Regions from separate parts of the Homo sapiens genome. Here regions 2, 3 and 4 are each linked to region 1. The links are chromatin contacts, found by Hi-C or POLR2A ChIA-PET in ENCODE. All regions are on one chromosome and are shown on one strand. The core of a region is the stretch at or near the end of the contact, and the rest is flanking DNA. Distances in the headings are between cores, read along the strand shown. Region 1 holds the start of WDR19 (WD repeat domain 19). Region 2 holds the start of TLR1 (toll like receptor 1). Region 3 has its middle 23 kb from the start of TLR10. Region 4 holds the start of SMIM14 (small integral membrane protein 14).

What was found. A loop is a pair of places that touch in the nucleus more often than their neighbours do. ChIA-PET counts read pairs that join two places held with the same protein, here RNA polymerase II (POLR2A). Pooled maps may share reads with other maps.
Region 2: a map of CD8-positive, alpha-beta T cell shows a loop between it and region 1 (22-fold over the local background). The contact joins the promoter of TLR1 here to the promoter of WDR19 in region 1. A Hi-C loop is called at or near these places in 2 of 168 maps with a recorded cell type or tissue (CD8-positive, alpha-beta T cell and naive thymus-derived CD4-positive, alpha-beta T cell), 3 of 37 single-sample maps with no recorded cell type and 14 of 50 pooled maps. POLR2A ChIA-PET finds 5 or more read pairs at or near these places in 1 of 52 experiments (BJ).
Region 3: a loop to region 1 is called in a map of B cell, with 17 times the contacts of the local background. The contact joins the enhancer-like site here to the promoter of WDR19 in region 1. A Hi-C loop is called at or near these places in 3 of 168 maps with a recorded cell type or tissue (B cell, PC-9 and naive thymus-derived CD4-positive, alpha-beta T cell), 22 of 37 single-sample maps with no recorded cell type and 18 of 50 pooled maps. POLR2A ChIA-PET finds 5 or more read pairs at or near these places in 5 of 52 experiments (Panc1, activated B cell, activated CD4-positive, alpha-beta T cell and 2 more).
Region 4: a loop to region 1 is called in a map of CD8-positive, alpha-beta T cell, with 6 times the contacts of the local background. The contact joins the promoter of SMIM14 here to the promoter of WDR19 in region 1. A Hi-C loop is called at or near these places in 8 of 168 maps with a recorded cell type or tissue (CD4-positive, alpha-beta T cell, CD4-positive, alpha-beta memory T cell, CD8-positive, alpha-beta T cell and 4 more), 1 of 37 single-sample maps with no recorded cell type and 21 of 50 pooled maps. POLR2A ChIA-PET finds 5 or more read pairs at or near these places in 2 of 52 experiments (GM12878 and T-cell).

Annotation. Positions count from the first base shown.
Region 1 is chr4:39,181,018-39,183,834 of GRCh38, reverse strand. WDR19 (WD repeat domain 19) reads right to left here and starts at 1,306. Exons shown (of 37, transcript NM_025132.4): 1 at 1,272-1,306. The coding sequence starts at 1,277. RefSeq lists enhancers at 268-337, 1,038-1,187, 1,312-1,606, 1,458-1,637.
Region 2 is chr4:38,803,177-38,806,041 of GRCh38, reverse strand. TLR1 (toll like receptor 1) reads left to right here and starts at 1,251. Exons shown (of 4, transcript NM_003263.4): 1 at 1,251-1,288; 2 at 1,660-1,736. RefSeq lists enhancers at 251-420, 1,379-1,548, 1,483-1,652, 1,560-1,729, 1,596-1,765 and 1 more.
Region 3 is chr4:38,758,226-38,760,965 of GRCh38, reverse strand. It overlaps the pseudogene RNA5SP158. Among named protein-coding and RNA genes, the nearest start is that of TLR10, 23 kb to the left of the region's middle. Within about 2 kb of position 1,250, at least 9 of the 41 ENCODE cell types and tissues checked have a DNase peak (open chromatin) inside an H3K27ac peak, as active enhancers do; they include B cell, where a contact is called at or near this core.
Region 4 is chr4:39,637,194-39,640,148 of GRCh38, reverse strand. SMIM14 (small integral membrane protein 14) reads left to right here and starts at 1,284. Exons shown (of 5, transcript NM_174921.3): 1 at 1,284-1,410. It overlaps SMIM14-DT (SMIM14 divergent transcript), which reads right to left and starts at 1,009. Exons shown (of 6, transcript NR_183845.1): 1 at 855-1,009. RefSeq lists an enhancer at 625-1,342.

The DNA.
Region 1 (2,817 bases), core at 57-2,556:
CAGAGGAAAAACTGCTAGTTTCACAACCAAAAAACCAAGACTTAAATTTTGTTTGTAGCTTATTAGCTGTAGGGCTTTAAGTAAGTCGTTTAAATTGCCTCCAGCAAAAAATTCTCAACTGTAAATCATGAATAATAACTCTTCACTTCTAATATTTCATAAATTGTAAAGAGCTTTAGAAATAAAAATGGGAGTTATGATTACTGGTCCGTCAATTCCAATTTCCACACTAATAGCCACGAAGAAGCATGAGGACATCTAAAATAATTTTAAAATTGAGCCTTCCAGCCGGGCGCGGTGGCTCACGCCTGTAATCTCAGCACTTTGGGAGCCCGAGGTCGGGGGATCATGAGGTCAGGAGAGTGACAGCATCCTGGCTAACACGGTGAAACCCCATCTCTACTAAAAATACAAAAAATTAGCTGGGTGTGGTGGCACGCGCCTGTAGTCCCAGCTACTCGGGGGGCTGAGGCAGGAGAATCGCTTGAACCCAGGAGGTGGAGGTTGCAGGGAGCAGAGATTGCGCCACTGCACTCCAGCCTGGGTAACAGAGCGAGACTCAGTAAAAAAAAAAAAAAAAAAAAGCCTTCCATTTCTTTGCCAGAGCAGAGCAAGGGGGGACTGCTCTGATAAATCAGAAAGTGGGGTGAACAAGAAGCCCAAGCCTAGAAACCGTGCGTGCAGAGGATGAGGCACATGAGCGTGAGACCTGAGTTTTCGGGTGCAGATTTCCCGTCAATAATGTACACTCGCTAGCAGGTGATTGGACTGGTCACAGGTAATACATTTTGAAGTTATTCTTTAGGAGGCTTTTCATTCTTTTTAAGGCGCTGGGCAGCTGCGCGGCTTGCCAGAGGCTTAGCCCCAAGAAATGAGGTAGCTCGTGACATCGGACCCAGTCAACTTCACAGCGACCCTCCAAACGCGTTAACTCGACCAGTTCTTTCCGCGTGCGAAGCTGGGGTATCTTTAGATCCAGTCCGCTCATTTCGGCCAGGGAGGGGTTCCCACTTTCTGCACCGCTTCTACGGCGTCTGCAGTCCCCAAAACGAGAGGCCTCTCTCTCCGCCCTCTCCTCTCCTCCTATTTTCTTTCCTTTCTCTCGTCCCTTCAGCTTCGCCCCCGCTCTCTCTGGCCACCTCTCTCTCTCTCTCTCTTCCTCATTTCCAACGAACTCAGAAGGGAGAGGGACAGATATCCTCTTTTAAAAGCGACCAAGGGCCAGTAGTCGCGTTTTCCCGCCCCACCCCGGGAATTTGTAAGTTATTTACCTTCATCTCCACGCTCGAGCCGCTACGCGAACTATGAAGTACGCAGGCGCACCCGGTCTCCACCAAGCAGGCTACCGCGTTCCCGTCACCCAGGAGACCGCGCGAGCAGCGACCAATCAGCGAGTGCTAATTGAAAGGCGGTGCCTCGAGGGGCCGGGCCAAGCGCACCGCCCTCTGCGAGGGTGGGTGAGAGGCGGAGGGTGGAATCACATGACATCAGAGACGCTAACCCTGGGAAGTTGGGCGTCGCGAGGCCTTGCTGAGCCTCGGCTTCCTGGCTGGCTCTGATTGGATGAGATTCGTCCGGGAGAGACGGGCTCTGTGAGCCCTCAAAGGCGCGTGCGTAAATTTTGGACCGCGATGACTAAGATGTCAGTGCTGGCCAAAGGGGGCGCCGAGAAGCTGAAGGAAAGAAGACGCAGAATGTTAGATTAAAGGAGGCAGGATGGGCTAAATACTCCTATACAGTCCACGCAAAGAGGGGTTGGACGAGCTCGGGTATATCTTTTTTTCTTCCAGGTTTCTGGGGTAGAAGGGAGGAGGCATAAGAGGTACAATAGTTTATTTCAAGGTAGGGTTGTTGGTGCTTTTTTTTTTTCAGTTTCACCAAAATCTTTTTTTTTTTTCAATGTCAACAAAATGTGCTAGCTAACGTGGGCAGGAAAAATGAGCTCCAATAGTTTTCCTTTAGAGTTTGGATCTGGCAGCTTTTCCCCAAGTATAAAGCCCTGTTGTACAGTATTTGTGCTGCATTATTTATAGCATGAAAGTGCATCTTTTACCCAAGCGTCTGAAAGTGTTGAAACAGTCTACCTTTTGCTTTTCTTTTCGACATCAGGTAGGAATCTGATTGGCTTAGAGAAAGTTAATCAATGATTTGAAATAACTAATAATGAATGTTTGCAAATTCTTAAGTAGGGTGCTATGCCTTTGCACTGGGGTTTTCAGTTACGTTACGACAGGGGTCCGGATCCAGACCCCAAGAGAGGGTTCTTGGATCGCGCGCAAGAAAGAATTCAGGGCGAGTTCTCAGTGCTGAGAAAAGCAAGTTTATTAAAACACGTAAAGTGGTGAAAGGACAGCTACTCCATAGACAGAGTAGGACATTCCTGAAAGCAAGAGAAGGGACGCATCCACCCTAGGTACAATGCTTGTATATATGGGGAGATGTGCTCTGCTACAAGGGTTTGTGATCAAAGATTAATTTTCTTAATTATTTTGCAGGAATTGATATTATTATCTTTAAAGCAAAATTAGGAATGCCTTTGTTCTCCAGATATCCCGATATCTGGGTCTGTTTTAGTAAACATTATTAATTTATTCCCTTAATCGTAAACATCTAGAGGCGAGGAATGCCCAAATTCTGAGAATTCAGCCCAGCAAGTCTCAGCCTCATTTTCCTAGCCCTCACTCAAAATGGAATCGCTCTGGTTCAAACGCCTCTGACAGTTAGGTTAATTACTTAAATTTTTACTGAAAGATTCCTCTGCTGAAAGGGTAACCATTTAAAAATAGCCAGAGCAATCAGTTCTTAACAAGACCTGCC
Region 2 (2,865 bases), core at 2-2,501, 380 kb after region 1:
GTGCTGAGAAGCTTCCCTTACTGCCCTGCCCACTTCCCTCCCCTGGGCATTGCTCCCTCAGCCTGGATTCACAAAGTCAATGCCTTTGGGAGCCAGGAACTAAATTCTTAGTCAAAGACACCTCCCTCCTGTCCAGTTATGGGTCTCAGGGAGGAAATGGCAGGTGGGTGGTTTCATTCTTTCAGTTTCAGAAAATATCTGTAGACATAACATATTTCCTCTATTAAACAAATTCTGAGGTAAGGGGAAACAGAGAGAGACAGTCAGAACATTATAAGTCGAAAAGAATCTCAGCATTCTTAGTTTAGGGAAGTTGGCCTTGCTCGCTGTGTGGTAGAAAAGCTGATTACGGGAGAGAACCGTGGAGGGAAGGAAGGGAGGCAGTTTTGTCATCCCCACATCCGGTTTTGACTGGACACCATGCAGGCTGAGATCAACTTCAGAGGCAGTCAGCTGGAATCCCATAGCTTTATTTGCCCATTTATTGTGTTGTTATTTTGTTGTTGTCATTACTGGAAAAGGCAAGAGTAGAGCTATCAGAATGTCTTCCTTGAACATGCTGTCAACAAACCCCAGGATTTTTATAAACCCTATGTGAAAAACACGCTAAGAATCTCTTTTCTTCTTAGCATATTTTTCACTTAGGGTTTACAAAAATATGTTTTGAAGAAAGCTTGAAAAGATCAGTGGAAAAAAATTCAGCACCAAATTTTCTCTGAAAATCAACTTGTCAAAAAAGACGTGATTAACATCCATCCTGTAACCAGCACATGAATGATCTTCCCTCTTTACGAGTGTGCTTCAGCAAAACTTTAATCTCGACCCCTCCCTCTTTCCACTTTTAATAGTGGATGGATGAAAAGGCAAGAGGAAAAACAAAGCAGCCGAAACACACCCAGACGCACACTTCTGCCAAGCATAGCCACCACGGTAAGCATTTTGAATTCAGCCAATTATGATCTGTGGATTATTAACATTACCTCATTTACTTCATCAGTGTAGACAATAGTAAACTGACTGTAGTGAAATTTGGAACCATAGAAACGTGATTCTATTTTAATACAGGCCTATCAGGTAACCCACAGACTATGCTACATATGAATAAGAGAAAATAAGTTTATTCTTAACTATGTAATGTAATTCCAGTGGAATTCGGTAGGTGGCATAAAACAGCCTTTTTGTTTTGTTTTGTTTTCAACACCAAATGTGGTTAACAGTGAAATAAATTCAAGGAAGTGCTTGAATTTCTTACAGACTGCCAAATGGAACAGACAAGCAGGTTGTCTTGGTAAGCAACACATTCTTTTCTTTTGTAAAAGAAAATAATTGTATAGCTAGTTATTAAGTACAGAAGTCTCAAAAATCTGTGTAAGTCCTGGGTGTTTTTCTAAGTGGGTTATATTTCTGATATGTATATAGTTACTGTGTAGTTTGTACTGGCATTTGTGTATCAGTTCTGAGTCCTAAATCAGAGAAAGTCCCCACACTCCTCTGGGAATAACACCTCGTGTGTGATTTGCTTATAGGAAATATTTTTGAGTTGGGAAATGAATATTTGGGTCACACACGTCTTCTGGTTTTCTTCCAGAGCAGCTGCTAGTTGTTGATTTTGACAGCATTTCTCTTCACCTAATCCCGCCATTTGTATTCTCTTCTCAGTGTTAAAGAAAATGAGATATAAGTCAGTTACTCCCGGAGGCAATGCTGCTGTTCAGCTCTTCTGTTTTTGTGGCCAGGTTTGTTTCAGTTTTTCTCTCTGGGGCCTTCCCACTAGCTAGTCCTTCTGTTTCTCAGGCCACTAACACTGTTCTGGGGAGCTAGACGTGAGGTAGAATTGCAGGTTTTGAAAATGTTTCCCAGGCTACATCCAATTTGGTCAAAAGACTTGAAAGTGAATTTGTTTTATAACAAAGCAAGAGTTCACAAAACCGCATAGAAAGCAAAGCAGAACAGTTCTTGAACTGTCTCAGATTCTTTTAACCTTTGGTTAATAGCTATTTGGTCTTGTGCAGAGAAGGCCCTTAGTAAATATTTACAGGACTAAACTTAATGGGCCAGATAGATTGTATGGGTATTGTCCATTAAGACCAGTCAAAGCCTTGATTTGATGCCTCCAAAGTCTCCAAAAGAAGACAAATTAAATGTATTGATTCATTGTATCATATAATGTGAGGCTAAACCTATCATAATAATGAAAATTCACAGAAGCTCACCTAGAGGCATTTTACACTTTCAAATTAAAGCATCCTTTTCTGCTCAGCTTATTTTTTGGATAGTAAAAGAGTTTAAAGGTTCTAAAATAGATGAGGCTCAGTCATGGTCATTAAGACGTTGATCAAAAAATTCTTTGGTCTAGGAAACTGAGACATTGATTTTCATGGATTTAGCAAGTTTGGTATATAAAATTCAAAGATCCTGGAAGTATTAAAAATCAGTTATTCCTGTGTATAACATTTTGATTTCTTAATTATAGAAATAAGAATGGTTTCATAAACTGAGTACTTAAAATTAATGACTTTAAATGAAAGGGCAAGATGGAGGTTAGGCAAATAGAAGATATTTGAGTCAATTAATTTAGCTCGACATAAAACTGAAGCTATGCTTTCATTAAATGCTTGCGTTAGCAGTGGTGAATCCATATGGGTCGTAGAAACTTAATTCTTGCCTCCTCAGTGGAAAGAATTTGTGTGAGGGGCATAAGGCAGAGTGAGAGACCGAGGCAAGTTTTAGAGTAAGAGAGAGAGTGTCACGCCCAGGGCCAGGTTCCAGCCCATACTGAGGTCTGAGGGGAGGGGGTGGATGAGCAGATAGCTGAAAGAACACTCAGGGGGCCGTAGGCAGGTGAAAGGTGATTTTATTCAGCAA
Region 3 (2,740 bases), core at 1-2,500, 420 kb after region 1:
CACTCCTGTCCCTAATTAGAAACAACAGCAGAGAATTGCTGAAAGCTATATTCCAGCTAAAACCAGGCTGCAGCGTTCGCATCACCTGAGAGACGTCAGACATGCAGAATTTCAGGCTCCATCCCAGGCCTACTGATTCAGAAGCTGCATTTTAGCAAGATCCTGGCTGGATTTTATGCACAGTAAAGTTTGAGAAAGAAGGCTTTAAAAATGAACTGAGCAATACAATCCTTTTTTTTTTTTTGCACGGGGGGAGGTGTTCAATAGCAGAGTAGGGTGACTCTAGTTAACAACAATGTATTGTATATTTCAAAGTAGCTAGAAGAGAGAACATGAAATGTTCCCAGCACGTAGAAATGATACTCAGGGTAATGGAGACTCCAAATACCCTGACTTGATCATTACACATTTGATGCATATAACAAAATAGCACATGTACTCCATAAATATGTAAACTATCATATATCATTAAAAAAAATAAACTGAAGGCCTTAAAAAGGAATAAAATAATGGCATTTGCAGCAACCTGAATGGAATTGGAGACCATTATTCTAGGTGAAGTGACTCAGGAATGGACAATCAAACATCGCATGTTCTCACTTATAAATGGGAGCTAAGCTATGAGGCCACAAAGGCATAAGAATGATACAATGGACTTTGGGACCTCGGGGGAAAGGGTGGGAGCGGGGGGGTGAGGGATAATAGACTACAAATTGGGTACAGCGTACACTGGTTGGGTTATGAGGGCACCAAAATTTCAGAAACGACCGCTAAAGAACTTATGCGTGTAACCAAACACAATCTGTTCCACCAAAACCTATTGAAATTTTTGAAAAATTATTTTCCTAAAATAAAGGATATTTCAAGGAGTGCCTTCTCCATCTTGTGGCCCTCTGATGATGATAGCTCTGAAAGCTTTGAAAAGCTTGCAAATACCCAACTTCAGGAATAAATCACCTCTGAGACCCTCACCTGAAGACAGGATACTTCCTGCAACTCCAGGACTTTAAAGTCGGAAGAATTGTTTTTTTAAACTGGACTCTGAGGACACACTCTTAAAGTCACTCAAATTCTCTACAAAATTCTTAAGTTTTGTGTTTCTATTTCTAAAGATAATAAAAATAATTGATATGATCAAAAAACAAAAATTAACAAAAAAACACAAAAACCCCCCAAAATGAACTGAGGTTGTGTGCCCTTGTGTGAAATTTTGGGTTGCAGTGCCACCTTGAGGTCACTTTAGTATTTTTCGCTGAGCTTTGCAGTGGACGAGCTGCGTGGGACACAACAGAAGTCAGTTCATTCCTCCCTGGAGGAAACAGACCGCCCTTGTGTTAGTGCCCAGAGGTCTCCGACTGCGGCCTCTCTGGGCCACACTGTCAATTGAAGAGATATGGGCCCTCTTCCAAGGACGCCTTCTATCCAAGCTTAGAAGAATGGCTCATAGGCTAAGGCACTTTCTGCGTCAGCAACAGCAACAGATCTCAAAGAATGTCTGCCCCCATCACAAGATTTTTCATAAAATGTAGAAAGCCATTAAAGCTCAGAGGCACAAAGCATGGCTTTAGAGATCATCTAGATGAGTGAGCCCCACCTTTCAGGAATGAGAATTGCTTTATGATAATGGTTGGCATTTGCTGCATATTTACTGTGTCCCAAGCACTGTTCTAAGCACCTCCATGTACTTAGTCATTTGAACCTTAGAACAATTTAGTGAGATCAAAATAGTGATCTCTATTTTACAGACTCCTGTGTGGCAGTCATTTTGTTTGTACTATTTGTTGGTTAGGAAAATCTACACTAAGAAGAAACTATTGCTATGAATCTAGTAATTCTTGAAAATGAATTTGCATTGAATTAAATCCAATAACAGCCAATAACATCTATATATATTCAGGGAAGAGTAGTATAGAGATATAAATTATGTTATCTACCAAGCCTCAGACCACGGTTGTGGCATAGATAGACTTAGGGCCTCTTGCAACAGCTCCAAAGCTCTCCACGGTATTCTTAGCCCACAGGCTGGGAACCCCCAGTGTAGAAACACACCCCACGTGCTTTATAGATGGCACACCGTACAATCCTGAACACACCTGATTTCATCTGGTCTCTGATGATTAGTGGGATCAGGCTACCTTGGTCTTGGATGGGAGATTGTGGGGGAAGTTGCAGATGAGGAAACTGACTTCAGAAAGTTGTTATAGTTATTCTTCTAGCTTGAAAAAGCTACACTAGAGAGAAAAAGAGACCATGGGCAGTATCTCCTTTTCATTCTTCAACCTATACACCCTAGGAAGGTTAATTCTCCTAAAACACAGTTCTGTTTGGGTTATTTTCCCCCTCAAAATGACCCCCAGCTCTACCTGACTGCTTATTGTAAGGTAAAGCCATCTTCGTCTCCAAAGCAAAATCGAATACCAACCAACCTGCTTGTTGTTACTCTGTTGATGTCCCTTACCCTCTGTCTAGACTATGTGTTGCCCATAGGACAAGAAGAATGCTGGCCTTAGAGAAGACTTGGAGGGAGAGCTTTGGAGCTGTTGCAAGAGGCCCTAAGTCTATCTATGCCACAATCGTGGTCTGAGGCTTGGTAGATAACATAATTTATATCTCTATACTAGCCTTCCCTGAATATATATAGATGTTATTGGCTGTTATTAGATTTAATTCAATGCAAATTCATTTTCAAGAGTTACTAGACTCATAGCAATAGTTTCTTCTTAGTGTAGATTTTCCTAAC
Region 4 (2,955 bases), core at 35-2,534, 460 kb before region 1:
GCAGAGAGGCACTTTCGTAAAATCTTTGTTTGGGATTCACTTTTACTTCGCCACTTGTCCCATTTTAATTAAAGCTTGCCAACTGAAGGACCTAAGAAAACAATATAGTTCTGCATTTTGCCAAATTGGGAAATTTCCAGGGCCCCCAAAATTTAGCGGGGAGACTCAGAGACTAGAATGGGAGAATAGGAAGCACCAACTTGCTCTAAAAGGAAGATTGGGTAAAAGCAGCACTCTTATTCCAGCTCTACAACCAAAGCAACTAAGACTTGGGCTGGCTGGCTGCCTAGCCACAGCATTCCCTCCTACTTCCCCATTATCTCCTGACCAGCAAGTCATCTTTGGTCACATATCTTTAATTATTTAGTTTGAGACAAAGTCTCACTATCACCCAGGCTGGAGTGCAGTGGCGCGATCTCGGCTCACTGCAACCTCCGCCTCCCGGGTTCAAGCGATTCTTCCACCTCAGCCTCCCGAGTAGCTGGGACTACAAGCGGGCACCACCATGCCCGGCTAATTTTTGTGTTTTTAGTGGAGATGGGGTTTCACCATGTCGGCCAGGCTGGTCTCGGACTCCTGACCTCAAGTGATCCGCCCACCTCTGCCTCCTGAAGTGCTGGGATTACAGGCATGAGTCACCAAGCCCGACTACATATTCCTTTTATTAATATTCCTGTTGAACTTAATTTTGGTCGTTTCCGGTGCAAAAATGTTAAGGTAAAGGGAATCAATAACAGCCACATTTGATGTATTTTTGTAATCCCCATCTCCAATTTCCATCCGGGCCTGAGTAACCAAAAACACTTTACAGGGGTAGACTGTCTCAACAGACATCAATTTGTAACCGCGTCTACCTCTACCACGGTATTCTAAAGACTCCGTCGAGGAAAACCTTTAGCTCGGGCAACGGGAGACACATTACAGAACACTGTCCGCCGCCGAAGAAACAGACGATACGCGGGAGAGTTGAACAGACACCCGGCCTCGCCCCGATTGCTTCACAGTCCTCAGCCACGCCCCTCCCAACCGGAACTACATCCCCCGCACTCCGCGCCCCCACGCACAGCGTGTCGTAGGCGTCCGAAGCCGCAGGCTCCCGCCCGGCTTCCCGGGACGCACAGGGCAGGCGCTGGGCATGCGCATGCTCGGCAGGCGGGGCAGCTGGAGTCTCCAGGCGCTGCAATCTGTTGCGCCGCCGCCCGCGGGAGCCGGCAGATCCGGGTCTTGTGGCTAAGAGTGACGTGGTCACTCGAATCAAAACAGAGGAGGGGGAGGAAGCCGGCGGCCAGAAACGGCAGTGGCAGCAGCGTCCGGAGCAGCCGCAGCCTTCTGGAAGCTCCAGGCGGTCTTTCTGCCGAGCCTCGGTCCCGGCCCCCATCCTCCCCGCCCCATCGGTTGTTGTCTGGGCGGGTGAGTGTCTCCCCCTCTCCCACCAGCGTTTGCTGGCTCACCCTCCCCTCGCCCCAGTTTTTCCTGGGGGCTCCTCAGGCTCTCGGGGACTGCGGCGGCTGCGGCAGAACAGGGCTGTTTCTCGGGCTTGGCGTTTCCTCGGCCGGGCTGGCGATTCTGCACCGGGAGAAGCTCCGCTGCTGCCGAGCCCGCGTCCCCCGCGAAGAGCCTGCAATTGGGTATTCTCTGCAGGATGTCAGAGTCGGGGCTTTGCAGGCAAGGGCAAGGTAGCCACGGGTGGTTTTATTTTTAGGATCAGATTGTCGACGGGTGGAGGCGTATCATGGAGTAAAAAGAGAGTCGTAGCTGGAAGGAAAAACTCACAAATCCTGAAATCCACACTATCTTGTTTACCGTCTCCCTCAGCCCTTTCTGGGTACGGTGAAGTCACTAGGATGCGTCCTTTGTTGTGATAAGTGAGACGAGAAAGCTGACACCCTGAAAGCGAGAGCTTTTTAGCTCCTATTGTGTCGCGAATTTAAAGGATCCCCTTTTTCTGTTTGCTCAGTAAGTGGAACCAAGGCTGACAGTAAAGAGGTAGCAGCACCCTTTATTGGAACTAATAGTGTGTGATAAACTGGTTACCGGCTCTACCCGAAGTCCCGTGTTGCTGTTTAAAGGCAGACTTCACCAAAGTGGCTGTTTATATGTGCCAGGATTTTAGCCGAGATGGTTTGCTAGCTGTAGAGAGTCGGTAGGATGTTTTCAGTTGCCCCAGTTGGCAAAACCGAGGCTGTGGCCTTAATAGAATGTGTTACTTTTGCATCGAGAGAGTCGGATGAGCTTCACACACGTAATAGCTACATTTGCAGAAGAGACCTTCCAGTTTGTGTGTGTTATTGTCAGAAACAGCAGCTGTACATATTATAACTTGGAAAGCGTAAGACCTTCCAGGTGTTGGAGTGTTGGGACGCTTAGGAGGCATTCTTGCTGCCCAGCGCTGTGGAGGTTGCAGGAGGCTTTGCATTCCCTTCCACTTAGGGTGGCTGGCCGCGCAGATTCCTTTAGTGTAGCCTGCTCCGAACTTGCCGCTCTCCGCGGCCGTCGACAGCACTGCGACCAGAAAACCAAACCTTTTTGTCCTAACTTTTTTTTTTTTTCCAACGTGGTGTTTAAGAACACCGCTTCACCCCCGAGAACTCATTAATTGAGGTGTTTCAGTGGTTAACAGCAAGAAAGAACAACAGTACGTGATAGTTAATTGCTCCTTATCAAACCCAGGAAGAGTTATGAGTTTAGATTATTTCCTTGAAGGGTATGTCCTTGTGGTATAACATGAACCCCTTAACGAATCTTTTCTCCAGTGTTTGCCGTTGAGATATTTTTTCTTACTACTGTAGTTGGAATCCTTCTGATTTAGAAGAAGGAAAGATTTCTTGAAGTTCTTTTTCAGCTTTTTACCTTTTATGCTAGCCTATAACTAATATTTTTGGTTATACGAAATACTTTGTGTAATAGAGAAGATGTTGATAAAAGCAGATAGGAAAAAAAAATCAATAATCCTGC